7 separate regions of the Homo sapiens genome follow, and all the other regions are linked to region 1. The links are chromatin contacts, found by Hi-C or POLR2A ChIA-PET in ENCODE. All regions are on one chromosome and are shown on one strand. Each heading gives the region's core, a stretch centred on a gene start or an enhancer-like site at or near the end of the contact. The rest is flanking DNA. Distances are from core to core; before and after follow the strand shown.

The links. Hi-C counts contacts between places; a loop is a spot of excess contacts on that map. ChIA-PET counts read pairs that join two places held with the same protein, here RNA polymerase II (POLR2A). Pooled maps may share reads with other maps.
Region 2: a map of naive thymus-derived CD4-positive, alpha-beta T cell shows a loop between it and region 1 (20-fold over the local background). The contact joins the promoter of HDAC3 here to the promoter of ANKHD1-DT in region 1. A Hi-C loop is called at or near these places in 3 of 168 maps with a recorded cell type or tissue (naive thymus-derived CD4-positive, alpha-beta T cell and psoas muscle), 2 of 37 single-sample maps with no recorded cell type and 9 of 50 pooled maps.
Region 3: a loop to region 1 is called in a map of naive thymus-derived CD4-positive, alpha-beta T cell, with 29 times the contacts of the local background. The contact joins the promoter of ETF1 here to the promoter of ANKHD1-DT in region 1. A Hi-C loop is called at or near these places in 2 of 168 maps with a recorded cell type or tissue (both naive thymus-derived CD4-positive, alpha-beta T cell), 1 of 37 single-sample maps with no recorded cell type and 12 of 50 pooled maps. POLR2A ChIA-PET finds 5 or more read pairs at or near these places in 2 of 52 experiments (CD4-positive, alpha-beta T cell and GM10248).
Region 4: a loop to region 1 is called in a pooled map, with 8 times the contacts of the local background. The contact joins the promoter of SNHG4 here to the promoter of ANKHD1-DT in region 1. A Hi-C loop is called at or near these places in 4 of 50 pooled maps. POLR2A ChIA-PET finds 5 or more read pairs at or near these places in 3 of 52 experiments (MCF 10A, activated B cell and activated T-cell).
Region 5: a loop to region 1 is called in a map of tibial artery, with 5 times the contacts of the local background. The contact joins the enhancer-like site here to the promoter of ANKHD1-DT in region 1. A Hi-C loop is called at or near these places in 1 of 168 maps with a recorded cell type or tissue (tibial artery), 2 of 37 single-sample maps with no recorded cell type and 9 of 50 pooled maps.
Region 6: a loop to region 1 is called in a pooled map, with 16 times the contacts of the local background. The contact joins the promoter of RNF14 here to the promoter of ANKHD1-DT in region 1. A Hi-C loop is called at or near these places in 2 of 37 single-sample maps with no recorded cell type and 12 of 50 pooled maps. POLR2A ChIA-PET finds 5 or more read pairs at or near these places in 1 of 52 experiments (activated T-cell).
Region 7: a loop to region 1 is called in a pooled map, with 16 times the contacts of the local background. The contact joins the promoter of EGR1 here to the promoter of ANKHD1-DT in region 1. A Hi-C loop is called at or near these places in 7 of 50 pooled maps. POLR2A ChIA-PET finds 5 or more read pairs at or near these places in 2 of 52 experiments (activated B cell and naive thymus-derived CD8-positive, alpha-beta T cell).

Annotation. Positions count from the first base shown.
Region 1 is chr5:140,399,808-140,403,519 of GRCh38, forward strand. ANKHD1-DT (ANKHD1 divergent transcript) reads right to left here and starts at 1,594. Exons shown (of 2, transcript NR_186045.1): 1 at 1,304-1,594. ANKHD1-EIF4EBP3 (ANKHD1-EIF4EBP3 readthrough) reads left to right here and starts at 2,026. Exons shown (of 36, transcript NM_020690.6): 1 at 2,026-2,466. The coding sequence starts at 2,161. It overlaps ANKHD1 (ankyrin repeat and KH domain containing 1), which reads left to right and starts at 2,026. Exons shown (of 34, transcript NM_017747.3): 1 at 2,026-2,466. The coding sequence starts at 2,161. RefSeq lists enhancers at 620-769, 860-1,009, 1,100-1,149, 1,340-2,229.
Region 2 is chr5:141,634,348-141,638,215 of GRCh38, forward strand. HDAC3 (histone deacetylase 3) reads right to left here and starts at 2,502. Exons shown (of 15, transcript NM_003883.4): 1 at 2,389-2,502; 2 at 2,201-2,283; 3 at 464-606. The coding sequence starts at 2,443. It overlaps RELL2 (RELT like 2), which reads left to right and starts at 2,650. Exons shown (of 7, transcript NM_173828.5): 1 at 2,650-3,868. RefSeq lists silencers at 1,975-2,269, 2,279-2,328, 2,389-2,678 and an enhancer at 3,189-3,238.
Region 3 is chr5:138,541,298-138,545,398 of GRCh38, forward strand. ETF1 (eukaryotic translation termination factor 1) reads right to left here and starts at 1,939. Exons shown (of 11, transcript NM_004730.4): 1 at 1,800-1,939; 2 at 1,536-1,639. The coding sequence starts at 1,621. RefSeq lists enhancers at 1,450-2,649, 1,591-2,380, 2,100-2,499, 2,381-3,170 and a silencer at 1,760-1,809.
Region 4 is chr5:139,272,202-139,275,977 of GRCh38, forward strand. SNHG4 (small nucleolar RNA host gene 4) reads left to right here and starts at 1,900. Exons shown (of 7, transcript NR_182757.1): 1 at 1,900-1,960; 2 at 2,163-2,413. It overlaps LOC124901081 (a long non-coding RNA gene), which reads right to left. Exons shown (of 4, transcript XR_007058956.1): 4 at 866-1,453. It also overlaps a transcript of MATR3 not described here. RefSeq lists an enhancer at 1,254-1,603 and a silencer at 1,894-1,973.
Region 5 is chr5:141,510,645-141,514,388 of GRCh38, forward strand. It overlaps PCDHGA1 (protocadherin gamma subfamily A, 1), which reads left to right. Exons shown (of 4, transcript NM_018912.3): 4 at 303-2,331. The coding sequence ends at 529. It overlaps PCDHGA2 (protocadherin gamma subfamily A, 2), which reads left to right. Exons shown (of 4, transcript NM_018915.4): 4 at 303-2,331. The coding sequence ends at 529. It overlaps PCDHGA3 (protocadherin gamma subfamily A, 3), which reads left to right. Exons shown (of 4, transcript NM_018916.4): 4 at 303-2,331. The coding sequence ends at 529. It overlaps PCDHGB1 (protocadherin gamma subfamily B, 1), which reads left to right. Exons shown (of 4, transcript NM_018922.3): 4 at 303-2,331. The coding sequence ends at 529. It also overlaps PCDHGA4, PCDHGB2, PCDHGA5, PCDHGB3, PCDHGA6 and PCDHGA7, and 13 more genes. Among named protein-coding and RNA genes, the nearest start is that of PCDHGC5, 23 kb to the left of the region's middle. RefSeq lists enhancers at 542-651, 2,890-3,515, 3,061-3,180, 3,516-3,744. Within about 2 kb of position 1,852, at least 33 of the 41 ENCODE cell types and tissues checked have a DNase peak (open chromatin) inside an H3K27ac peak, as active enhancers do; they include tibial artery, where a contact is called at or near this core.
Region 6 is chr5:141,966,883-141,970,971 of GRCh38, forward strand. It overlaps RNF14 (ring finger protein 14), which reads left to right and starts at 2,223. Exons shown (of 9, transcript NM_004290.5): 1 at 2,223-2,285; 2 at 3,822-3,995. LOC124901095 (a long non-coding RNA gene) reads right to left here and starts at 2,898. Exons shown (of 3, transcript XR_007058977.1): 1 at 2,726-2,898. RefSeq lists a silencer at 2,006-2,145 and an enhancer at 2,256-2,405.
Region 7 is chr5:138,463,256-138,466,794 of GRCh38, forward strand. EGR1 (early growth response 1) reads left to right here and starts at 2,224. Exons shown (of 2, transcript NM_001964.3): 1 at 2,224-2,813; 2 at 3,502-3,539. The coding sequence starts at 2,507. RefSeq lists silencers at 828-1,097, 1,418-1,817, 1,828-2,177, 2,268-2,477 and enhancers at 1,010-2,209, 1,282-2,122, 2,123-2,962.

The DNA of each region.
Region 1 (3,712 bases), core at 344-2,843:
GGAATTACAGGCATGCACCACCATGCTCGGCTAATTTTTTTTTTTTTTTTGAGACGATGTGTTGCTCTGTCGCCTAACCTGGAGTGCAGTGGCACGATCTTGGCTCACTGCAAACTTCGCCTCCTGGGTTCAAGTGATTCTCCTGCCTCAGCCTCCCGAGTAGCTGGGATTACAGGCACGCACCATCACATCTGGCTAATTTTTGTATTTTTAGTATAGACGGGGTTTCGCCATGTTGGCCAGGCTGGTCTAGAACTCCTAACCTCAAATGATCCGCCCACCTAGGCCTCCCAAAGTGCTGGGATTAACAGGCGTGAGTCACCGCGCCGAGCCCAATTTTTGTATTTTTGGTAAAGACGGGATTTCACCATGTTGCCTAGGCTGGGCTCGAACTACTGGGTTCAAATGATCCGCCCGCCTCAACATCCCATAGTGTTGGGATTACAGGCGTGAGCCACGGCGCCCGCTATAGAATCTGAATATTTTTAACCCCCCTCTTTACTGACAAGATAAAGACAGAGATAGAGAGATGCATATAGGGAGGAAGAGATCTCCTTAGAGGAGGGAAGACCACCACAGCTAGCCTTGTTTTGCACCACACAGATCTGATTAGAACTAGAATTAGTTGGGCTGGCAGGACCCAGGGGCGAGCAGAGAGTTCCTGAAGGAAGAGGAGACAATAACTAGCAAAAATGAGTCTTTCCTGTAAGTTTGGGACTTTGCTAAGCGCTATATTATCATCTAATTTATTCATAACAACAACCCAATGAGGAAGGTACTAATATTACTCCCATTTCACAGAGGAGCGAGTTGAAAGTCACAAAAATGAAACAGCAAACGCGCCGAAGTCAGGCAGCAAGTAAGTGGCAGCACCAGAACTCGAAACTGCCTCGGAGCATGCACTCTTCACCACCCCGTTCCACCTTGAGGTCGGATTCCGCACGCCGTTCGCGGCATTCCCACCTTCCTACGTGGGACAGTTCCCGGTACTGAGGCATGGCGCTGTCCAGCCCTCAGGCCCGCAGCCGTCCGCAAGCAGGAGAACGCGGCCCCGCTGGGCGATCCTGCCCGAAGGCGCCCGAACTGCGGCGCGCGGCCGGGTCCTGGCGGGCGGGTCGAGTCTCCCCAAGGCGGCCATCCCAAGCAGCTCCCCGGATGTCCCTCAGACCCGCGCGCTAGGCTCAACTCAGAAAGGCGGGAGGCGCGAAGCGAGATCGGCCTTGCCCCTCGACTGTCCCCTCATCGCTCCCCGTCCTCTATTCCCTCCCAAATAGCCCCCGGCAAATAGGTTACACATCTTCACCTGTCCCAGAGGTGGTGACTGCTCTAGTGACTGACGCTACGCTCCTCCAACCAGGCAATGGCAGGAAGGTGGAGCCTTCCTAAGACTGATGGCTTCCTTTCTCCAATCCCGGTGCAGCTATTCTCCGGCCATAGTCTCGGCGCCCAGCGGAGAGCGACAGGTGGGAGCTGCGTTACTTCGGCGCCTCTTGCATCCTTGACGTAGAAGTTTCACCAAGCGCAGGGTGAAGTCTACTCCAAATTTGACCAATTCTTGCGGGTCATCACTTCAGCAGTCATTTTATTCAGAAGTGGAAATTTCCCGGCCCTTTCCCGTCACCTCAGATGAGGGCGGGATCAATGGTACTCCCACAGGCCAATTGTACCACGCGACGTCCCGCGACAAAGTGACCGACACTTTATGGCGCCAATGAATTCTCCCATTGTTCGGGGTCACTATGACTGACCACAAGGCCAACTAATCCACTTTAAGGTCGTGACGCGATAGTCAGGCGGGTTGGCCAATAGACATAGGAAAAGAGCGGAAGTCAGCTGGTGAAGAGTGGGAGGCGGGTGTTCGCAACCGCCTAGGCCTGCGCGGGTCAACGCAGCTTGGCGGCTGCGAGCCAGCGAGCGGCGCGTGACGAAGAGCCTGAGCGACGGGTCACTTTGGCCAATGATCTGCAGCCGCCAGGGTATTGCAGCCAGTGGCGAGTCGAGGGGGCGGGAGGCAGCAGGTTAGGCAGTGAGAAGTTAGTGGCGCTGCTGGGACGGGGGAAAGGAGACGCTTCTTCCTCTTGCTGCTCTTCTCGTTCCCGAGATCAGCGGCGGCGGTGACCGCGAGTGGGTCGGCACCGTCTCCGGCTCCGGGTGCGAACAATGCTGACTGATAGCGGAGGCGGCGGCACCTCCTTTGAGGAGGACCTGGACTCTGTGGCTCCGCGATCCGCCCCAGCTGGGGCCTCGGAGCCGCCTCCGCCGGGAGGGGTCGGTCTGGGGATCCGCACCGTGAGGCTCTTTGGGGAGGCCGGGCCAGCGTCGGGAGTCGGCAGCAGCGGCGGCGGCGGCAGCGGCAGCGGTACGGGCGGAGGGGACGCGGCGCTGGATTTCAAGTTGGCGGCTGCCGTGCTGAGGACCGGGGGTGGAGGTGGTGCCTCTGGCAGTGACGAGGACGAAGTGTCCGAGGTAAGGCTCCGGGACCCTCGCCTCCCACACATTGTGAGGCGTGAATTCTCTTTGGGTAGGCTCTGGGCCGGGGCCATCCTCCCGCTTCCCTGGTGGAGCCCTTCTGTGACAGCGGTCGGCTCCATGGCGGCGGTGGCCGCGGTGAGGGCCTAGTGAGCCCTCGGCTTACTCTTTAGCTCGAGCGGGACAGGTTCCCGTCACCATTCGTAGACCCACAATAGGGAGTCCTTTGGTCTCTGAGCTTCGCGCGGGAACAGGGACTCCTCAGGCTGCCTCCCGCCCACCCTGCTTTGGAGTTGGGGGTGGGGGGCGGGGTCTTGCCAGAGTCCCTGCCCTTGGTACTGAGAGAGACAAACAGAGACAGAGACAGAGCTGGTGCAAAGATCGTTTCTCTTCTTTGCCTCTCCTCAGAGTTGAGGGATACGTTTATTTGCCTTCTGCCTTGTGTGTGTCTTACCTGTGTGCTTAAGGACGGTTCTTATTCTCCCTCTTCAGTTTGAGACAGGTTTGAGTATTAGGGATCTCTCGGCTTTTACCCTGAAAAATCACGTGACTCCTCCTTCTGGGACCTTTTGTGAAGTTAGACAGGAAAAGGAAGTTCCAGGGCATCCCTGAGCTTCGGAATAGCTGGGTAGCTGAACTCGGAGGTTTTAGGCTTGGAGAAAGTGGGGCAACCTGTGGAAACCTCTTCTTTTTTTTTTTTTTTTTTTTTTTTTTGAGATGGAGTTTCGCTCTTGTTGTCCACGCTAGAATACACGTGATCTCAGCTCACTGCAACCTCCGCCTCCCGGGTTCAAGCGATTCTCCTGCCTCAGCCTCCCGAGTAGCTGGGATTACAGGCGTGCGCCACCACGCCCGACTAATTTTGTATTTTTATTAGATACGGGGTTTCACCATGTTGGTCAGGCTGGTCTCGAACTCCTGACCTCAGGTGATCCGCCCGCCTCGGCCTCCCAAAGTGCTGGGATTACAGGTATGAGCCACCGTGCCCGGCTGGACACCTTCACTCTGCCTTTGCAGTGAAGTCCTTCATTTCTTTAACTCTTCTGTGTGTACTCTAATGTGTACACATTTTTAGGTCTGAGCAACCTGGGATGGTAGGCATTAACTTCTTTTGGGTTCTGGGGAAAAAGGGGCGGGTTTTGTTTTTGTTTTTTGAGATGGAGTTTCGCTCTGTCGCCAGGCTGGAGTGCAGTGGCGCGATCTCGGCACACTGCAACCTCCGCCTCCTGGGTTCAAGCGATTC
Region 2 (3,868 bases), core at 1,252-3,751, 1.2 Mb after region 1:
CATACTCAGTCCTACCACAGACCCTTAGCACTTGTCCCTACTGCCTGCTATACTTCTCCCCTCACCCTCCAACCATCTTTCATCTGATTACTTCTACTCTTTTTTCAGATCTCAGCTCAATCTTTACTTCCTCTAGGAAGGCCCCACCGACCAGCCACTCCACCAAGCTAAACAATCCTCCACGTATACACTCTCATAATCTGTCATACACCTCCTCTTTATAAGACTTAGCAAAAATACGATATTAAAATTTTGTTTTTGTTCATCACTGCATTCCCAGCACTTAGCACAGGGCCTGCCTAGAACAAGTGACCAATAAATATTTATTGAATAAACAAATAAAATGAATTATGATGCATTGACAAGTAGGCCCCCCTTGAGATCTTCCCACTGCTGCCAAAAGACCTCACTGAAGGGCTTGGCATTAAACTGTTAGACATCAAAACTCCCAGTCCTCCCTCACCAGTCATCGCCTACGTTGAAGGCATTAAGACTCTTGGTGAAGCCTTGCATATTGGTGGGGCTGACTCTCTGCAGGAAGTCAATGTAGTCCTCGGAGTGGAAGCGGCACATGTCATGTTGGGAGGCCTGGTATGGCTTGAAGACCTCGGGATGGAGACACAAGATGAACCCAGGCAGGGTCAGCCCCACTCCACAGGCTCAGACCACCCATACTGAACCCAGTCCTGGAGACTATATGAAGCCAAACATAGCATTCCCCTCATCCCACAATCCTTAAGTCAGTAGAGAGACTCCGATTAACCAGGTAAGTTATTACAAATGAGCCCCCTGAAGACCACTTCTTTTCCTTTCCACCTCCAGCTCAGCCTATCGTACCTTCTCAACTTTGAGCCCTGATCCACCTGCCCTGTTCCTTGGAATCTCCTATTCCCAGTTCTCTCCATGCTCATCTCCTCCCCCAAGCTCTGATTCTGTCCTCTTTCCTCTGGATTCTTCTTTCTGGAGTCAAATATATGGGATATATGTCAACTTTCTAATTAAAATCAAAGATTTATTATCTTTGGAAGGTCAGGGGGATGTGTCACACCTCTTTGAAAACTGCACAAGAAAGAGCTTTTCTTCTCCCAGAAAATGCACACAGGTACATACAGGCAAACAATCTCAAGGGATATAGATTCCTGCACTAACATCACCTCAGTCTTTTCTATGACCAGTCCATTTGTCTGTGCCTTGGCACAAGCAATGAACATTCATTCATATTGTTCACTAGTTTCCCTAGCAACACATAAAGCCTGGGTTTAGCTGTTTTGTCTTATTTTTTCTTTTGAGACAAGGTCCTCCCTGTCAACTCAGGCTGCTGATCATAGATCACTGTAACTTTAAACTCCTGGGCCCAAGCCATCCTCTCGCCTCGGCCTCCCAAGTAGTTGGGACTACAGGCACACCCACCGCACATGGCTACTTTTTTTATTTTTATTTTTTGTAGATGTGGGTCCCACTGTGGCCCAAGCTGGTCTCCAACTCCTGGCCTCAAGCGATCCCCCCCATTTCAACCTCCCAAAGTGCTGGGATTACAGGCATGGGCCACCACGCCTGGCGTGGCTTAACTGTTACTATCCCATATCACAGCCATAAATTCCAAGCTGGGAAGACAGCATGTGTATGTCTGGTAGATGAAAAACTGGATAGCGATTAAGCAGAACCATGTAGAGGTATTCCAGGCTGAAAAAGGAATATCTAAAATATCGCCTCTGTTCCACACGCACATACACATTTACAAAGACGGCAGCATCGTTCCACCCTGGAGCCCTAGCTCCTTGGAGGTAAAGAAAGGTGGTAAAAGAGGAGTGGGAACTGAGGGTAAACCTCACACCCTGATACAGTGATATCCGCTCCCCTAACCCTAATTCCTGAGGCCAAGGCCCTATCCACACTCTAAAATGCAGAGGAGGAACACACCTTCTGTCTTCAAACCAGCCCCACATCACGCTAACCCTAGGCCAAGGGCTAGTGTGCCTACAGTCAGAGGGTGGCCGACCTGAGGTGAGAAAGTACTTTCCATTAAGCAGAGGACGCCACCCCCAACACCCTGCACTTTCAAGGTACTCCTGGTGACTTCTATCCAGCTCCCCGATACTCTAGGGGCGGGTCGCACTTCATGCACTCAGTCCAGCCCACCTATCCCTACGGCCACAGCTCGCCCCACCCCCCAACCCCCGGCCGAGGCGGCGGAACTCACGATCATCTTCTTATAGAGACCGTAATGCAGGACCAGGCTATGGGTCAATGCCAGGCGATGGGGCTTCATAGGGTGTCCAGCTCCTGGGGGTGGGGAGAAGAGAGTTCGTCAGCTCTCACCCCTGGAGTTGCAACCCCGCCTCAAAACCTCCGTGTCCCAACCCCTCATGCATATCCCTGTTTCCTCACCGTAGTGGAAGTTGCCCACGTCGGGGTCGTAGAAATAGGCCACGGTCTTGGCCATGGTGCCGGCGGGAGCAGGCCCCGCACCTCCGCCGCCCGCCGCCCGCGGCCGCCGCCAGCCCCTCCCCGGCCGTGCGTGCTGCGCAAGCACGTAGCCGGCCTCTGCGGAACTGGGCGTTGCGGCCCCGCCTCCATCCACACCCAGGCCACGCCCCCAGGGGAGCTCCGCCCCTCGCCCGGCTCAGCTCTCCCGGTATCTGGGGCTTTGAGCGTCCCGGGTTGGGCAGGGAACTGGCAGCATAGCTCCTAGGATGCGAGGGCCATTTGTCTCCGGCCGGGGGTCAGATCCTCGGGAAGCCGAGCCATCCCATCCAGCCGCTTGCCCCAAACCGGGCGCAGGCCGTGGTCACTTCTCTAGGAAGCTCCGAAGATCCCGCCACTCCGTCCCTCAAAGGTGCGGAAAGCCGGCTTCCCCCAGCCCTCGGAGAAGATTCCTGACTCTCCGCTCGGTCGGGGCATCTGAGGGCAGGAGCTGCGCCAGGCGTACCGGATAGACCAGTGGACAACACCCACGCCGGACCGCCTGTCCCCTACCCGGACCCAGACTCGGCGCCGCACATTGCCCCGGGGGGGCCCGGCGCAGTCACGCGCGCGCAGAGCTCACGCTCTCCGCCCCGCACACCTGCGCTCCGCCCCCTGGTCCTGGGCCCGCGACGGGTGAAGGCATTTGGGAAGCCAGGGCGGCTGCGGAGGCGATCTCCCTGACCCAGGGCCGGAGTTGCCCGGAGCCTGCCACCGCTCTCAGCCAGCCCGCATCCTTCTCTGTTCTTCCCTCCCCCCGCCTGCCACGGCGCGGGTATCCGCAGCCACAGCCCGGGGCCGGTGAGGCGGCGAAGGGGGAGGGGAGGAATCAAGGGATGAGCGCCGGAAGGGCGTCGGGGGCCCTGAGCCGCACTAGGACGCCCCTGGAGCCGGAACCCCAGCAGAAGCCGGAACCAGAACCAAATCACCGGTACCGGGTCGGCCAGGTGGTCAGGGTGGGAGAAACCAAAAAGGGAGAGGGGTGCGGGAGTACTGAGAGGAAGGGGCTGCAGAGGCCTGGCTCAGGCCGGCGTGGAGGAGGTGCGGGCGCTGACTCAGGCAGGATTTCTGCTCCCGCCGCCTAAGAATGCCGTCCCATCTCGTGCTGCAGTGTCCTTGGGAGGGACAGAAGCGCGAACAAGCTGGAAAGGGGAACGCTCGGGGCGTCGGGGAAGCGGGACCAGGGTCGTGGTAGAGAGCTTGCGTTGCCGCTGACCTCTTGCCGAAAGGCGAAACAGCACTCCTGGCCCGGACAGCTCCCTGGTTGGGTAGGGGGTGGGGCCGGACCTCAGCCGGACGTCTTAGACGTGCTTGTTTCAGATCCTGAGGACGGCATTCCTACCCCTCCCCCATTCCCAGCTGCAGCCCCCTAAACCCAGGAGGCGCCCTGGCCCGCGCTCGCCCC
Region 3 (4,101 bases), core at 689-3,188, 1.9 Mb before region 1:
TCCTGTAAGATCATTAAGAAGGTCTGGATATTCTATTGAATTCAAAGAAAAACCTAAGGACTAACAAGCCGCTGTCTTCGATTCATATTAAACTAACGTTTCTCCAGTAAACCGAAGGAGTGAGCACAAGCCCGTCACTGAATGGGGCCAAACTTTTAGAAGCCTCATTCCAAACAGAACTGTCCCTAATTTATTAAGAACAAAACACTAGTAAAACCAACCTGTGAATTGGGCCTTCAGTACAATTAAGCACATCCTGTTTCATATAACAGTAATAATGAAGAGCTTGGAGGGGCTGTCATTCTAAAATTGCAAATCTACCCATAAATGACAATCCTGGGCTGGAAACCAGAATGTCAAATTCTTGTGCTGAAATCAACTTTTCACATGGCCTGAGGCAGGCCATTCTACTATTCTAAGAATGCTCAGACATACAAGTATGTAATAATGTTCCAAACACTTTTTTTTGGGGGGGGGGGCACTTCCTGTAAGTAAAAAGTTTCTATGACTGGGAAAGGAACAAAATAAAGTAATAAAAGAAACAGGAATACCCCTGGCACACCTTCCTCAAACGAACAACGTTAAAAAAAAAAGAAAACACACACACACAGCTAATTTTAATCTAGCCTACTCTCCCCCCAATGGACACACCTACAGTTTCTTATCAAAATGTACAAGACTCAAAGCCCATTTAATTCAATTATGAATCTCACTCAACAAGCATCAAGCACATCAGGCGCCTCTCTACAGCGATATCCCCACAAGTTTCAGAGAAATGCCAGCAGGGACTCTGTAGTTATGATTCCTATCAAACGGCCCCCTAACCCGTATTTCTCCTGGACATACACATGCAGATTCATTAACCAAAACCTACCCAGCACCCCTCACATCGCGCGTACGTTGGCATTTTCAGTTTATAGGTGGGTCCTGGAACAGCTAAAACCAGGAAGCTCCGGGGTAATTAGAGGACTTGGGAGAAGTCATCTTGGGACAGGTGGAAGACCCAGAGAAATCAGGAATCAGAAAGAAGCTGTCCCTGGCCACCTCTGCTTCCCGTCCCATCCAAACTTCACCCACCCGGGTCTCAGAAGCCCAGAAGGGAGAGGCCATTTTAATGAGGCCTGGCTGAGAAATGAAGGGAGAAGAGGAAATCAGGGAAGGGCCCTGGGAAAGGAAGGCCGAACACTTTGCCACAATAGCACCCGAGTCGGGTGGCAGCACCTGGAGCCCGAAGAGGGAGGACCTGGACTTAAGGGCCCGGGAGAGGTGCAAAAGTAGCGGTGGCCTACCACGAGGGGGGCCGAGTGATCTAAACCGGGGAGCGCGGGCCCCTTACCCCCATGCGGGGAAAGGACCCCTTCTCGGGCCAACCGCGCCGACCCTCGCCCCTGGGTCAGGGGCTACTACCCAGAGATCCAGAAGGCGGGAGTTGGCTAGTGCCTGGTTCTCCTCATCCGGCCATGCGGCGCGGGGGCGTCCATCCTGAGGGGTCCGGGAACCAAGAGGGCACGGAGGGTGCCGGACGCGGCGCTCACCCGCGGGCCGCCTCCAAGCTCTTAATGAGCTTCTTGATCTTCCAGATCTCCACGTTCCTGTCGGCAGCACTGGGGTCGTCCGCCATCTTCTCGCCTCCTCCTCCCTAGAGCGGCCCGGCGGGGCCCGGAGACACCAAGACCACAGAGTTAGCGCCGCCGCTGGGGCAGAGCGGCCCCCTTCCTCGCCATCCCCCAGAGGCCCTCTCCTCCCGTCCGGTGCAGCTCGCCACAAAGGTCACCGGCCTTTCCCTCCCTGTGCCTTACCTAAGGGCCCAGTCCTGGGCGGCAGCGGCTGCTCCTCCCCGGCGGCGGCTCCGCGGCGGCGGCGGCTCTGACGTAGGACACCGGCTCCCTCTCTCCAGGCAGCTGCATGTGTTGCAATCCGCTCACATGGGGCCTGTGACATCACTTCCTCCGCCAGGGGCGGAGTGGAAGGCGGCAGGCGGAAGGGAGGGGGCCGGTGCGAGTGAGGAGAAGCTGGGCGTCCGCCGCGACTTCTCATTGGCTCTCTGCCCCGCAGCCTACAATGAGCCCGCCGATTGGCTGCAGCTGGGTCCGCGCCGCCTTGTGAGGTAAGGCTGGGGGGTGGGAGGTGCCACCTTTCTTCCGGCCCGGCAAGGCGAGAGGAGGAAGCGGGCGGAAGCCGGTGGCTCTCGCGAGTTTACTGAGAGCCCCCGTCAGGCTCGAATGGGGGTGGTTCTTAAAGAGAGAGGACCGGGGTCGTCGTCTTTTCAGTCCATTCTCCTTGAATAGGGTGGACATCTGAGGCTTTGCGACTCGAAGCTAGGCACTTGGGCCCGACGCGCGGTTTGAACGGTGCTTGAGAAGCCGCGAAGAAGCGCCTCGCGCTCAGCGGCTTCTTCGCTGACGAAGTGCTGCGGTCTGCGTGCGTCATGGCTGCACGGAATAGTGTGGAGGAGTCCTGGCCAGTAGGTCTGGATGAGGAACCTGCCTCCGGGCGGTCCGGGACCCTCACCTGCAGGGGCGAAAGAGGCCTGTTTTCTCTCGCCCCAGAGCTAGGACGGGCTCACTTTGGACTTAGAACTTTATGGGGTGGAAGACAGCGGGGGCTGCCTGAGCTTGGAGACCTGAGGTATCTGGTCCCATGTATGATTTGGCCTGAGCCGTTGAGAATGGGGGTGGAGAGAGTTGAAACAAAATGGGCATCCACATACGGTTAGAACTTTATCTTTTTGAGTTAGGATTTTTAGGTGGCTACTTTGTCCCCCCTCACCTCGTCTGGGTTCAAATATTGAGCCCAGACCGTGTGCTGGACCCTGTTTTCCTGGGGATACAGAGGTGAACCAAACAGATGACAGTACTTACCCTTATGGAGCTTATAGTCGATTGGGTTTTTAAGTTTGTGATTTTATACTTTTTGTAATAAAATAATTACACAAATGCTTAAGTACTTCAGGGTGCTCTGAGAGTGTATGGCGGGGACCCAGCTCTGAAATGAGACCCAAAGGATGATTAAGAGTTTGTCAGGAGGAAACAGAATACAGTTGAGAACTACAGAAACGCCAGTGTGCTGGCACAAGGTCAGGGACGGGGAGAGTGGTTTGAGGGAGCAGCAGGGGAAGAGGTCATGTAGGGTCTTTTAAGCCAGATTCAGAAGTTTGGTTTCTTTCAAGAACAGTGGGTAGTTTAAAGGGTTTAGAGCCCTGGTGTGGACTGGAGAGAGTACAGGAGAAGCCCAGAGACCATTTTGGCTGCTTCATTATCATGTGAGAGATGATTTTCGCTTACATTAGGGTGGTGACAGTGCAGATAGAAGTGAATGAAGGGCCTGGTGCAGTGGCCCACGGCTGTAATCCCAGCACTTTGGGAGGCCAAAGGGGAGGATCGCTTGAGCCCAGGAGTTTGCGAGCAGCCTGGGCAACATGGCAAGATTCCGTCTCTACAAAATTACAAAATATTAGCCTGGTGTGGTGGCCCGCGCCTGTAGTCCCAGCTGCTTGGGAGGCTGAGGTGGGAGAAACCCTTGAGCCGAGGAATTCGAGGCTGCAGTGAGCTGAGATCACACCACTACACTCCAGCCTGGGTGACAGAGCGAGACCTTGTCTCGAGGAAAAAAAAAAAGTGAATAGGACTGGATGATGGATTGGTTGAGGAAAACCAAGAATGGTTCCCAGAGTACTGAAGTGGTGACATTTACTGAGGTGGGAAAGGTGAGGAGTAGGTGTTGGGGGATGATTGAGAATTTCATCTTGGGCCTGTTAAGTTTGAGATTGCTTATGAGACATGTAAGTAGGGATGTCCGTCATGCGCTTTCATTTGTATGGTTTTTGAATACTTTTTGCATGTGTTATAAACTGTGTCCACACTTTGAAGATGGGGGTATGACCTCCATTTCATACATGGGGAAACTGAGGCAAAGAAAAGTGAAAGGGATCTGCTCAGAGTCCACAGCTAGTTTATGGCTTCCCGACTCCATTTTTGGAGTCCAGTGTATTATACAGTGACCCCATTACCTGTATTTTCATAGGGTGGGGACACGGTCATACTTCTGTCCCCCAGGAAATGAATCTCAGGTTGGAACCTCTTCTTTGGGTTCCATTTTGTA
Region 4 (3,776 bases), core at 650-3,149, 1.1 Mb before region 1:
AAAAAGTAGAAAAATAGTTGATATTACAGGTAAAAAAAACATAAATCAACCCATCAAAATTAATTCAGAATTTAAAAGGATGGAAGTCAAAAAGGTTGACTATGAAGGATTTTTAAGTTGGAAACAAAATCTTCATCTAGGTTTTTCTCCAAAGGTCATTGAAAGACCTATAGCCCAAAAAGTTGACCACTTGTTCAACAGGACATGAAAATATGGCTTACCTCACAGCCTTATTTATAATGGCTGGCCTTCCACATAAATCCTGCCTTCTACCTGGACTAATCTGAATCCAGTCATCACCAGATTATTGGTCCCTCTCTCCCCAAAGGTCTGCATAGCTCCCTGTCCTCAGTTACTTCTTGTCTCTTCTCTGAAAGCACACATGCACATTCACACACACACATACACACACACACACACACACACACACACACCCTATCTTTCCTTTTCATGAATCTTCAGGGTAGCTCTGCCCTCTCCACTTTGTGTGTTTGGAAGGAAAGAAAGCGAAATATATGAGATGCCAATGCAATTTCTCCTTTAGCAGAGCTCGGTAGGACAATTACCCACCCAATCTGCCTGGTTTTATAGCTCTCATAACCTTCCTTTATGAACACGCTGTGACAGCCGGATGTGGGCATTGATTATGGCAGCAGTCTTCAGCCACATTCCTATTTAACTGCAAAGCAGAGCTCCTGCCTACCAGCCCAGCACTGGTCATGTGACTTTTTAAATTACTGTATTTATGTAAGCCTTTTCCCAACCAGAGCCTATGTCCAACTGCATCAAAACTGGGGAGGATTTGAGCTTGCCACTTCCCCTCCAGTGGCTCTTTGGCCCTACAGCCTAGGGTCTCTTGCTGGAATCAAACTGGGGCTCTGGGCTTTCTTAGGAGAGGTCTGCAAGAGTTGGGGTGCACAAGAAGCATACCTTTTTCATTATGAAAGAGCTGAGGAAATAGACAATGAAACATGTTGGCAGATGCCAAGGGCAGTGGCTTGGTTCCCAGGGGTTCACCTGGCAATGGTGCCAGGTGCAAGAGATCAGCAAAACTTACAGGATTGGTTGTTGTTGTTGGGGGGCGGGTGTCGGAAAGGAATTTGGGGGAATTAGAGAATGGAGTTGGGAATCACTGCTTGTAGGCCTTCCACTCTGGACCCCAGCAGAATCATATGGACTCTAGCCACTGGGAGAGGGAAGTTTTAGTGTTCCAAAGAAATCCTGGTAGCCTTGCAGGCAGTCTGTCCTGACCAAGGACTCTGCCTGACTGTGCCATGGTGCAGGGCAAGTCTAGCAGAGAAAGCCAGTGTTCTTCAGTTACTGCAGCTCGGCGAAGAATCCCACTGCAGGGCACTAGGGAGGCCGGTCCTGCAGAGGTCAGCAGTAGGAGTGACTGGCTTAATCTATTCGAAAACCTCCTGGAAAGATCCCGAAGACCGTGGACCAAGGTGACCTGCGTGGGTGAGCGATCCATTAGCCGAATGACAGCGCTGCCGCAGAAAGCCAGAAAAAGGATATGCGTGGGAAGCGCAAAAGCGTGGGCTGGGCCTGCAGCAACGGAAAGGCGCCACGCTCGTGAGCGGAACCAGCGTTCCGGGGGCGCTCAGTGTGGGCAGGCAGGAAGCCTGGCTCCACTAGGACACACAGATTCTCTCCTGAGCAGCTGCGAACTATGCGCCCCTTCTACCCTTAAGAGATGGGATGGGAGTCCAACAAACCCAGCCATTGCTCAGACCCCAGCCCTTCTCTCCTCTAAGAAGCAGGTTCACCTCTGCCACCGCACTCGCATTTTTTTTTTTTTTTAAAGCCCGGCCTTTCCTAGGCGGGGTCAAGGGCCCCGCCCACCGAAGCCACGCCCAGTAGCCGCCCCGGGGCGGGGTTCCCCTCGGCTCCCGGCTGCCCTTTCCCCTCCGGCCTCTGCCGGTGCTGCTGCGCCCTGCGGAGCTCCGAACACGTGCGCGTGAGTAAGGACCCAGAGGGGAGAGTCCTTGGAGGTTTCCCAGCCTGGGGAAAGAAGCAGTGCAGGGTGGCTTCTGCCGGGGCACGGGACGAAATTGGGGTTCGTCCCCTCGTGATCCCGAGCTTGGAGGGCATCTGAAAGAGACTTGGGCCTCGGAGTCGTCCCCTGTTTTTCTACCATCCCTCTTCCCTCTTCTCCCTAGGGAGTCCCATAGAGCCTGACTCCGAGAGCCTCGATCTCCCAGGGCCAGAGGCAGGGACTTTGGAAGGTTTGTGAGGAACAAATGTCCGGTGGAACTGAGTCAGCCCCTTTAACCCGAGCCTTGAAAGGGGCAGGCTATTTTTAGATCTGTTTTTAGACCCAGCGAACAATGAACCCTCTCTACTCATTTTCCTGTTCCTCTAAATTATTTGGAGGAAGTCAGGAGTGAAATTTGGGGATGGCTGGAAAAAGGTATGATCTTAGCCTTACATAAATTATAATGGTGACTGTGAGGCCGGGCGCGTGGCTCACGCCTGTAATCTCAGCACTTTGGGAGGCCGAGGCGGGCGGATGACGAGGTCAAGAGAAGAAGACCATCCTGGCCAACATGGTGAAACCCCGTCTCTACTAAAAATACAAAACTTAGCTGGGCGTGGTGTCGCACGCCTGAAGTCGGGAGGCTGAGGCAGGAGAATCGCTTGAACCCGGGAGGCAGAGATTGCAGTGAGCCGAGATAGCACCACTGCATTCCAACCTGGTAACAGAGCAAGACTCCGTCTAAAAAAAAATGGTGACTGTGTAGGAATATTTATTATCATTTGTGCAAACATTTTGGTTATTTTTATTTTTTTTAACGGAGTCTTGCTCTGTTGCCCAGGCTGGAGTGCAGTAGGGCGATCTCGGCTCACTGCAACCTCCGCCTCCTGGGTTCATGCCATTCTCCTGCCTCAGCATCCCGAGTAACAGGGACTACAGGTGCCCGCCACCACGCCCGGCTAATTTTTTTTTTTTTTTTTTTTTTTTTTTTGTATTTTTAGTAGAGACGGGGTTTCACCGTGTTAGCCAGTATGGTCTCGATCTCCTGAACTCGTGATCCGCCAGCCTCAGCCTCCCAAAGTGCTGGGATTACAGGCGTGAGCCACCGCGCCCGGCCTAACATTTTCGTTATTGCTTTTAATCAGTAGTTGAGGTCTTGGCACGACTACTGCCTCCAATTCCCCTCACATCCAATACTGCAGTTATTTTTCCAAGTGCTGTTTTTATTGTCCTTCAGGAAGTATTGGAGGCCCTCCTCTATCCAGTGTTCCCACTGTTCACTGCCCGTTTCTCTCACTGGATAACTTTTCCCTTTTTACTCACTCATATTCACCATCTAAGCCTTTTTTGGAATGTAGCTCCTCAGGTGTTTACTGAGTGCCCACACTATACCAGACATTATCCTGAGGATTAGCTTATATTTCACTTAAGCCTCCCAACCACCCTATTTACAGAGGACTATTAGTAATATCCCCATTCAGCTTGGTGTGCTCGCTCACGCCTGTAGTCCCAGCTACTCAGGAGGCTGAGGTAGGAGAATCACTTGAGCCCAGGAAGTGGAGGCTGCAGTGAGCCATGATTGTGCCACTGCACTCCAGCCTGGGTGGCAGAGAAAGACCCTGTAATATAATACCTCCATTCTACAAATGAGACTGAGGTATAGAGAGGTTTCTCGCCCAGTATCATTTGGCTAGACACTGGTTAGGGGATAGAGCCAGGCTCCCTGATATTTGTTTAATCGACTCTTTTGCTACTATTGAACTGCTGTGGTGTATAAGTAACAAGAGATGAAAACAAA
Region 5 (3,744 bases), core at 602-3,101, 1.1 Mb after region 1:
CCCCATTTTGCAGATGAGAAAACTGAAGTGGCATAAGGAGGTTAGGTAGACTTGCCCAGGATCACAGTGAGTAAGGAAAGGAGCTAGGAATCAAACCTAGACTTTCTCACTCCAGAGCCTCTTAACCTCTACCCTCAACTCTTGTGAAGAGAGACTACCTTGGTGACCCCTATATTCCCAGTGCTCAGCGTGGTCAAGGCCCAGGGTGCTGTATAGGCATTCATTAACTGCTGGGGATATAAGACAGTGACTGTTGAGGACCCTAAGTTTAGCTCCCACCTGATCTTCCTCTGTCTCTGCAGAAGCTGCTGATGGGAGCTCCACCCTGGGAGGGGGTGCCGGCACCATGGGATTGAGCGCCCGCTACGGACCCCAGTTCACCCTGCAGCACGTGCCCGACTACCGCCAGAATGTCTACATCCCAGGCAGCAATGCCACACTGACCAACGCAGCTGGCAAGCGGGATGGCAAGGCCCCAGCAGGTGGCAATGGCAACAAGAAGAAGTCGGGCAAGAAGGAGAAGAAGTAACATGGAGGCCAGGCCAAGAGCCACAGGGCGGCCTCTCCCCAACCAGCCCAGCTTCTCCTTACCTGCACCCAGGCCTCAGAGTTTCAGGGCTAACCCCCAGAATACTGGTAGGGGCCAAGGCCATGCTCCCCTTGGGAAACAGAAACAAGTGCCCAGTCAGCACCTACCCCTTCCCCCCCAGGGGGTTGAATATGCAAAAGCAGTTCCGCTGGGAACCCCCATCCAATCAACTGCTGTACCCATGGGGGTAGTGGGGTTACTGTAGACACCAAGAACCATTTGCCACACCCCGTTTAGTTACAGCTGAACTCCTCCATCTTCCAAATCAATCAGGCCCATCCATCCCATGCCTCCCTCCTCCCCACCCCACTCCAACAGTTCCTCTTTCCCGAGTAAGGTGGTTGGGGTGTTGAAGTACCAAGTAACCTACAAGCCTCCTAGTTCTGAAAAGTTGGAAGGGCATCATGACCTCTTGGCCTCTCCTTTGATTCTCAATCTTCCCCCAAAGCATGGTTTGGTGCCAGCCCCTTCACCTCCTTCCAGAGCCCAAGATCAATGCTCAAGTTTTGGAGGACATGATCACCATCCCCATGGTACTGATGCTTGCTGGATTTAGGGAGGGCATTTTGCTACCAAGCCTCTTCCCAACGCCCTGGGGACCAGTCTTCTGTTTTGTTTTTCATTGTTTGACGTTTCCACTGCATGCCTTGACTTCCCCCACCTCCTCCTCAAACAAGAGACTCCACTGCATGTTCCAAGACAGTATGGGGTGGTAAGATAAGGAAGGGAAGTGTGTGGATGTGGATGGTGGGGGCATGGACAAAGCTTGACACATCAAGTTATCAAGGCCTTGGAGGAGGCTCTGTATGTCCTCAGGGGACTGACAACATCCTCCAGATTCCAGCCATAAACCAATAACTAGGCTGGACCCTTCCCACTACATAATAGGGCTCAGCCCAGGCAGCCAGCTTTGGGCTGAGCTAACAGGACCAATGGATTAAACTGGCATTTCAGTCCAAGGAAGCTCGAAGCAGGTTTAGGACCAGGTCCCCTTGAGAGGTCAGAGGGGCCTCTGTGGGTGCTGGGTACTCCAGAGGTGCCACTGGTGGAAGGGTCAGCGGAGCCCCAGCAGGAAGGGTGGGCCAGCCAGGCCATTCTTAGTCCCTGGGTTGGGGAGGCAGGGAGCTAGGGCAGGGACCAAATGAACAGAAAGTCTCAGCCCAGGATGGGGCTTCTTCAACAGGGCCCCTGCCCTCCTGAAGCCTCAGTCCTTCACCTTGCCAGGTGCCGTTTCTCTTCCGTGAAGGCCACTGCCCAGGTCCCCAGTGCGCCCCCTAGTGGCCATAGCCTGGTTAAAGTTCCCCAGTGCCTCCTTGTGCATAGACCTTCTTCTCCCACCCCCTTCTGCCCCTGGGTCCCCGGCCATCCAGCGGGGCTGCCAGAGAACCCCAGACCTGCCCTTACAGTAGTGTAGCGCCCCCTCCCTCTTTCGGCTGGTGTAGAATAGCCAGTAGTGTAGTGCGGTGTGCTTTTACGTGATGGCGGGTGGGCAGCGGGCGGCGGGCTCCGCGCAGCCGTCTGTCCTTGATCTGCCCGCGGCGGCCCGTGTTGTGTTTTGTGCTGTGTCCACGCGCTAAGGCGACCCCCTCCCCCGTACTGACTTCTCCTATAAGCGCTTCTCTTCGCATAGTCACGTAGCTCCCACCCCACCCTCTTCCTGTGTCTCACGCAAGTTTTATACTCTAATATTTATATGGCTTTTTTTCTTCGACAAAAAAATAATAAAACGTTTCTTCTGAAAAGCTGAACGTTTCTGTATAAGCGATGGAAGCTCCTGGCATGTGTGCATGAAGTGATGAGCTGAGGTGGGTGCTGGAAGAAGGGCGGAATCGGGAGGCCACTTTGTGTCATTGCGCGTCTAGATGTTTCCGAATTGCGTGTGTGTGTGTGACTGTGCAATATGGTTGTGTATGCTTGCAATGCCGTTGTGCCTATGAGACAGTGTGCGATTGTGTGCCTATGGATCTGTGTACCGTGTGCCATTGTGTGATCGGTCCGCTGTGGGGGTGGGGATCTGAGTGCGGCGTGTCAGTGTGCAGTGGAGTGTGCAGTCTAAGCTTGCGGCTGTCTCCAGGCAGAAGAGGAGACCCCGGCGCGGGCGGGGGCGGGTTGGCGCCGGGCAAACGCCTTGGGTAGAGGGGAGAGGACGTTTCGTTAGTTCCCGCCCCTTCCTGACTAAAATTGCCTACCCGAAGCGCCCCGGAGGGCTTCACGGGAGGAGGGTAGACTCTCCTTTGCCCCCGCACCCCCACCCCCGCTGCCTAGGGGTTTTGGGAAAGCCGCGGGAGTGGGAGGGAATGCGGGAGGTGATTCTTCCAAAGCCAAGTCTGCAGCTCGAGCCTCAGTTTCCCCATCTGGAATTCGCCTTCCCGCTGACATCTCCGTAGCGAAGCCTAAGAAATTGGAGGGCTCATCCTCTTCTTGCGGGGGTCAAGGGGACTGAAAGGACGTGCAGGAAATGAGATCCATCGCAGACTCAGCTCCCCTCCCTCCTTCCTGTCGGTGCTTTTCCACTCACTCGCCTGCTCTCCCATCTCCCCGCCCCCTCCGCCTGCCTCCTCGAAGCACTGTGGGATTCCGAGGTTGCTGCAGCCAGAGAAGCTGCAGAAAAACACGGAGCTGGGGGTGAAGGGGGACTTAAAAGGGGAACTACCCGGAAGGACCCAAGAACACAAAGACAGAGCCACTGCGGTTATCTGGCTGGTCAGCAAGGGTATGCGGCTTCCTCCGCGCTGCGGAGGCTCCCAGAGCCAGGTCACCCATTCTGCCAGCTCAAGTCTGTTGTCATGGGAACCAAACCTTCCAACTTAAGAATCTGGGGGCGACTTTCTAGCGTGGGAGGAAGGGTGGTGTGCACGGTTGCTGAGATGGAAGCAGGGTTTTGTTACTCAGAGCCAGGCTGCGGAGGGGCGGGGTGCCGGGCGCCTGGGTTCTATTCCAGGCACAGCAGCAGACTGGCAGAGCGCGTGAGCAGCTGTGGTTTGTCCCCTAATTGGTATGTGTGCCTATAAAGCTCTGAACCAGAAAGGCGTGGCCTCCGGGGGGACGGGAGGGAGGCGGCAGGCAACCCATCCCCACACCTCAGGCCATACTGAGGAGGCAGCTGCCCAGGCTCCAGGGCTATTTAAAAGGCTTTTATTTCCAGTTCCAGAGCC
Region 6 (4,089 bases), core at 973-3,472, 1.6 Mb after region 1:
TCCCCTCTCTGAGCACTCTGAGGTAGGGTTGCTGTGTGTTTTGCTCTTGGTCTAATTCCTTTGGCTAAACATGAATAATTATATTAATGAATGGCTTTGGAGATTCTTCTTCCGTCCTTTGCATTTTTCCGAGATATGTTTCTGGTTTTGGTATCTATTAGAAGGGTATTTTGGTTTCTGTTTTGTGACAATCAAGATTTATAGTACAGAAAATTAGAAGTGATTATTTCTATTTCAAGGTTCTTTCTGTGGCAGCCAGGTAATCCCTTGGGTGCCCTGATTTACTCACTTGGTTTTTTTCTCTCTCCTGGGTATAAGACCAACTACATAATTTACAAAGCCCAGGGCAAAATAAAAATGCAGCCTCTCATTCAGAAATTATTAAGAACTTCAAGAGGGTGAGAGCACAGCATCAAATCAAGAGCAGGGCACTTCTTTTTTATTTTAATTTTTCCATAAGTTATTGGGGTACAGGTGGTATTTGATTACATGAGTAAGTTCTTTAATGGTGATTTGTGAGATTTTGGTGCACTCATCACTCGAGTAGTATACACTGCACCCTATTTGTAGTCTTTTATCCTTCGTCCCCCTCTCATCCTTCCCCCTAAGTCCCCAAAGTCCATTGTATCATTCTTAAGAGCAGGCCACTTCTAAATCTGGGGCCCTTCTAAGTGCAGGGCCCTATGTGACTGCACGGGTTGCTGGCCCATGAATCTAATCCTGCCCGGGAGGCAATGGTGGTAAAAGCTTTAGAATCCTGTAGGCTTGGGTTAGAGTCTTAGCTCTGCAAGTTACTCTTTTGGAGGAAGAAATATATGAAAAAGCGGACACAGGAGCTTATTAGATTGTGAGGAGCACATTAGTTTGATGGGTCCCAGGAGAAGGAGCCAACATTTCTGTATTCCACTTAAGCGCTGAGAACGGTGCTTTGTACCTAAAAAAATTTTTTAATTAAGACATAATTCACATGCAATAAAATTAACTCTTCAAAAGTATACAATCCAGTGGTTTCTAGTACACTCACAAAGTTATACAACTATCACTGCTCTCTAATTCCACAATATTTTCATCACCCAAGAAACACCATATCTATTAGCGGTATCTATTAGCAGTCACTTCCCATTCCCTCCTGCCTTAGTTTCTGGCAACCACTAAACTACTTTTTGTCTCTATGGATTTGCCTATTCTGGACATTTCATATAAATTAAAAACAATATATGGCTTTTTGTGTTTGACTTTTTTTTTTTTTTTTTTGAGACGGAGTCTCGCTGTTACCTAGGCTGGAGTGCAGTGACTCACTGTAACCTCTGTCTCCTGGGTTCAAATGATTCTCCTGCCTCAGCCTCCCTAGTAGCTGGGACTACAGGTGCCCGCCACCATGCCCGGCTTATTTTTTGTATTTTTAGTAGAGACGGGGTTTCACCATGTTGGTCAGGCTGGTCTCGATCTCCTGACCTCGTGATCCACCCGCCTCGGCTTCCCAAAGTGCTAGGATTACAGGCGTGAGCCACCGCACCCGGCCTTCTAAGGGTTTTATAGTTTTAGTTCTTACATTTAGGTCGTTGATCCATATTTAGTTAATTTTTGCATATGGTGTGAGGAAGGAAGTGTATAATTTTAATTCCTGCTTAGCCTGACGATAATCATGTGACCCTTGGTAAGTTCTTGCACCTAAGTCTCAATTTCCTTATTTGTAAAGTGAGAATAACAAATGGTAGCTAAATCATAAGATTACAGTGAAGATAGAAAATTTACGTAGAGCATTTATCACACTGCTTGAAGCATCCTAACTACTCGATAAATGCGGTCGGTGTTACAGTTATAACATGAGCGATGAATGCGTGCTTCCACAGTGGAGTGCCAGAAAGACCGGCAGCATTTCTGAGAAGGTAAACGGGAGGAAGTAGGCTTGCTTAGTCCACTTGGAGAAGCAGGTCTGGGATTGTTGTGAGAGTCTCTGCCCTAGGTAGACCACTGCCTCATGATCCCCTCTAGAGATTGGTAAAAATTCGAATTCTCGGGCCCCATCAGAACTACTGAAAAGAGCCTCCTGTGAGCACAGGGCTCGCAGTAAGTGGGGGTGACGGTGGTCGCGCCGGCAGCGCCGCCTTGGGCCTGCGGGAGGCGCCCGAGAGGCAGGGGCGACCACGGCGGCTGCGCAGAGTCCTCCCTATGCCGGCGGTCGCGCCAGCGGGATCCGCCTGGCTCAGCTGACAGCTCCCGAGAACGGAAGAGGCGGCGCGCCGGTTGAGCAGGGCGTCTCTAGGCCTGGTCGGCTGGCGGCGGTGAGTGGGCCCCAGGCAAGGGCGGAGGGCGGAACTTTGGGGTTCGGCACTGCCGGGCGGCCGGAAGGTACGGTGGGGATAGCTCTCTGGGCGCGCGAGGCAGAGAAGGGGACCGGGCTGGGACTGTACACTGGGCCTCAGTCCCTCAAATCCGGGACCGGGCGTCCGCAGCTCGGCTGGCCGGGACTCCCTTCGGGACGCTGAGGAGGAAGGGGAAGGTGTGGGCCCTGCTCCTTCGGGACGCCCCAGGCTGGCCAGCAGCTCACACATCCGCATTGCGCCCTCTGATCCCAGCGTTGGGGCGGATAGCTAGCGTTGGGCCTGCCCCTGTTTTGGGGCAGTCGCCCAAACGACGCCGCACGCCTAGTGGCGAGCTGAACCCAGACTAGGACACCCGAAGACCAAATGGATAGAGTGAGAAGGAAATGGGGGTTAGCAACCTGAATTGAGGTACTGGATTCCAAGTGACAGCTTCACAAGCTGAAATCTTGTAGGGTAGGTCATGAGGAACTGTTGAAACTGCTTGGAGTAGAAGTTCTTAGCCCTGGCTGCATATTGGAATCACCTGGAGAACTTGGAAAACTACTGAGGCCTGAATTAATTGTTCTAGGGTGTGGCCTGGGTATTGAGATTTTAAAAAACAGCTCCTCAGAAGATTCTAATGTGCAGTCAGATGGAGAACACTAACCTAAAACCATAAACTGCATGAATGAATCTCTCATCCCATTTGCAAATGTTTTAACAGGAAGAAACAAAAAGCTTAATTCAATTAGCACCATATACTCCCACCTAGTAAAATAAGACAATGTGAAAGGACCTAATACAGTACATAGTAGGTGCTCAATTAATGTAAATTGATTCTGAATCTCATTCTTATCTCATTTGGGAGTTACACATCCGAGAATCTGGTTTTTAATTATGGTTTTGTATATAGTATTTTTGCATATAATTTTAGGGTGTTGATAGGATTCTCCGTAGCCCATCTATAGACCACACTCCCTTTTCCCCTCACCCCAGTGAAGAAGCCTAGCTCTAAAGCATTTAGAATAAAACTTAAAAGTTTGTGTTTGTGTACTCTTGTTTTGTTTAAGTATTTTTCTGTTACCAAAATTAACCTTGAGTGCCACTGGCAGGCTTAATTCATGAACAAGAGAGGAAAAACTGGAGGGGAGTGGCAAATGAAGGAATACAAGAAGCAGAAGAGGAAAGGAGAAAAAAACAAAACAAAAAACAAACTGAAGAGATTGTTTGTTATGGGGCATGGTGTCCTGTACTTTCATATGACCTTGGTGTTCCTCCTTAGCTCCTCCCATAGCTGAGGGCAGACAGATAAAAAGTCCTCAGTCATTGCTGGGGACATGCAAATACTCCTTTAACCACATGGCTCAGTTAGCCTGCCCTAGGAGAGTAACATGCACTTGTAGATTAGGATTGGCTATATGTTAGGATATGTTTGACTTAAGCAGTGATCATGGAAATTCAGAATTTTAATTTGGAGAGGGTCCTAACACCATCTTTTGTATTTCTTTTCTGCAGATGGCAGGATTTTCATAATATATGTAGTATGAGTTCCACATCTTGGCCTCTTACCCAGCTTCAGCAGTCTCAGCTCCACCAGTTAGAGAATAAATGGGATTTGCATGAACTCCACTCTGAGCTGAAATACAGACTGCGGTGTTAATATCCTTTTCTTCTGATTGTTATTAACAGGTACTAACTGACCTCAAGTAGAACATGTAATTGTGTCTTAGATAGGGATGCAGCTTAAGCAGAGCCATGAACTAACATCTCCTAGAAAAAAAGT
Region 7 (3,539 bases), core at 974-3,473, 1.9 Mb before region 1:
TAGTCCAAGCTACTCGAGAGGAGGAGGCTGGAGGATCACTTGAGCCTGGGAGGCGGAGGTTGCAGTGAGCTCGCGCCACTGCACTCCAACCTGGGTGCCAGCGTGAGACCCCGTCTCAGAAAGAATAAAAACATTAAAAAAAAAATTTGGCTAAGGTACCCTACCAGGGAGTGGCAAAATGGACATTCAGACACAAGGCCATCTGCGCTGCAACAGCCTGGCCTTCCTGCCCTTGCGGCAGGAGTCCTCTGAGAGGCGCATCACTCCTGCCCCAATGGACAACTCGGTAGACAGTGGGAGTGAGCCCCCCACCTCCCCAGCGGACTTGAGACGGCAGGCTCCGAGACGAGGGAGTCCTGGTTCATTAAGTTGGTTTTTATAAGAAAACATGTTTGGAGGGGGGACAGCCACAGAGGGATTAAGTCCAAGAAAGTTACACCCTCCCCCACCTAATCCCCCTGACCCCGACCTCCAGAGGCTGTTGGGGTTCACAGAGGCCCTCACCTCCTCCCTTCCCTCTCGGTGTCGTCAAGCACCCTCCTTCCCCACATTCTCTTTCTGCTTTCTTTTTAAATCCAGAAAAAACAGCACCTCCTCTGGATTCAGAGCTAGAGCAGGAGGAGCCTTCCCTTCCCGGAATCCCTGTTCCCTTTGGGGTGAGCAACTGACTGCGTCGTGGGGGCGGGGAGGGCTTCCCTGTTCGCGTTCGGCCCCAGGGAGACCTGCGGGAATCGTTCTCCCTCGCCACCACCCACCCCCTGCTTCCTTCTCCCCCTCGCCTTGGCCAGGCTCGGGGTGAGGAGTGTTATCCCGGAGTCTGGGCGCCTCGGCAGTGACGGCTCCCCAGGGACTGCAGGGGGAGCCCGGGCTGCAGCGCCTGCTCAGTTCGTGCTCACTGCGTCGAAGGCTCCCCCGGCCTGGCTCCGCGCCCAGCGCCGCATCCGGGAGGAGGAGCGAGGAGGCGGCGGAAGAGCCCGCGCGGCCGGAGTCCGGGGCTGGGAGTGGAGAGGGAACCTCCAGGGGGCAGCACCGAGCCGCCAAGCCGGTCCTCTCTTCGCGCCCAGCCCGGGGTCCCCAGACAGCCCATAGGGAAGCCCCTCTTTCGGATTCCCGCAGTGTGGGCCGGCCCTCCACCTGGACTGGATAAAGGGGGGAAAGTGACCCCTCACCACAAGGACCATTATCTCCTGGTGAGAACAAGAATCAGGCCTCTCTTGGGGCAATCAGCTTCCCCACTTCGGTCCCCCAAAGGTGGGCTCTTTGCCGGCGGGGACTAGGGAACAGCCTTTCGGTTCCGGGGGAGCACAGGGGACCCCAGGCACCAGCAGCCCCATCCCACCGACAGGTGGCAGAGGCAAGGCAGCTCACTGCTATACAGTGTCCCAAGAACCAAGTGGCCGTGACTTCCTATCCTCAATTTCCCAGCGACACCCGGAAAGACACCGTGCCATAGATCGAGGCCCGGGGTCAAGGCCCCGCCTCTCCTGGGCGGCCCCTGCCCAGGCGGGCCCAGCCGCTCCTCCCCCGCACTCCCGGTTCGCTCTCACGGTCCCTGAGGTGGGCGGGCGGGCCCTGGATGACAGCGATAGAACCCCGGCCCGACTCGCCCTCGCCCCCGCTCTGGGTCTGGGCTTCCCCAGCCTAGTTCACGCCTAGGAGCCGCCTGAGCAGCCGCGCGCCCAGCGCCACACGCCACGAGCCCTCCCCGCCTGGGCGTCCCCGGATCCCGCGAGCGCTCGGGCTCCCGGCTTGGAACCAGGGAGGAGGGAGGGAGCGAGGGAGCAACCAGCTGCGACCCGGAAATGCCATATAAGGAGCAGGAAGGATCCCCCGCCGGAACAACCCTTATTTGGGCAGCACCTTATTTGGAGTGGCCCGATATGGCCCGGCCGCTTCCGGCTCTGGGAGGAGGGAAGAAGGCGGAGGGAGGGGCAACGCGGGAACTCCGGAGCTGCGCGGGTCCCGGAGGCCCCGGCGGCGGCTAGAGCTCTAGGCTTCCCCGAAGCCTGGGCGCCTGGGATGCGGGCGCGGGCGCGGGCCCTAGGGTGCAGGATGGAGGTGCCGGGCGCTGTCGGATGGGGGGCTTCACGTCACTCCGGGTCCTCCCGGCCGGTCCTGCCATATTAGGGCTTCCTGCTTCCCATATATGGCCATGTACGTCACGACGGAGGCGGACCCGTGCCGTTCCAGACCCTTCAAATAGAGGCGGATCCGGGGAGTCGCGAGAGATCCCAGCGCGCAGAACTTGGGGAGCCGCCGCCGCCATCCGCCGCCGCAGCCAGCTTCCGCCGCCGCAGGACCGGCCCCTGCCCCAGCCTCCGCAGCCGCGGCGCGTCCACGCCCGCCCGCGCCCAGGGCGAGTCGGGGTCGCCGCCTGCACGCTTCTCAGTGTTCCCCGCGCCCCGCATGTAACCCGGCCAGGCCCCCGCAACTGTGTCCCCTGCAGCTCCAGCCCCGGGCTGCACCCCCCCGCCCCGACACCAGCTCTCCAGCCTGCTCGTCCAGGATGGCCGCGGCCAAGGCCGAGATGCAGCTGATGTCCCCGCTGCAGATCTCTGACCCGTTCGGATCCTTTCCTCACTCGCCCACCATGGACAACTACCCTAAGCTGGAGGAGATGATGCTGCTGAGCAACGGGGCTCCCCAGTTCCTCGGCGCCGCCGGGGCCCCAGAGGGCAGCGGCAGCAACAGCAGCAGCAGCAGCAGCGGGGGCGGTGGAGGCGGCGGGGGCGGCAGCAACAGCAGCAGCAGCAGCAGCACCTTCAACCCTCAGGCGGACACGGGCGAGCAGCCCTACGAGCACCTGACCGCAGGTAAGCAGTGGCCTACGCCGAGGGGGAACCCTTTCGCCACCATCCTGGCGTCCTGTCCTTCACCGCAGGAGTGCTCCTGGATCTTAGAATGAGAGCCGGGTTTCCCTTTCATTCCTCGCATCCCCAGAGTCATGTGTTAGAGGGATGCCAAGGAACCCCACACAGCCCACCCCCTGCCCTCATCCCTAGCGGAGCGCAGAGGACCGAGCTTTTGTTTTGGATGGAGAGCTCTGGAGCTGCGTGGGTGGGTGGAGGGGGAGGGCTTGTTTTGATGAGCGGGGCTGCGCCCCCCACCTCCAGTAAGACTTGCCTTGCCTTGCTTGCCGCCTGTCCCCAAGGAAGGACCGTGATCCTTGGCCGTGGATGTCCCGGCAGCCCGGGTTTGGGGGCGCGCACTAGCCGCGGCCATGGGGGTGCTGGCGGGAATCCCTCGCCCGCACAGCCGCCGCTGCGGAGCGCTGCGAGCTGCAGTGGAGGGGGATTCTCCGTATTTGCGTCAGCTGTTGTTGAAATGGGCTCTGCCACTGGTGCGGGTCCAGGAACATTGCAATGTGCTGCTATCAATTATTAACTACCTCGGGAGTCAATGGTAGCCGGCCCGGTCTCTTGCCTGGCAGCTCGGGTCGTCCTCGTCCTCCAGTGATTGCTTTCCAGTAACCAGGCCTCCCGCTTCTCTCTCTCCTGCCAGAGTCTTTTCCTGACATCTCTCTGAACAACGAGAAGGTG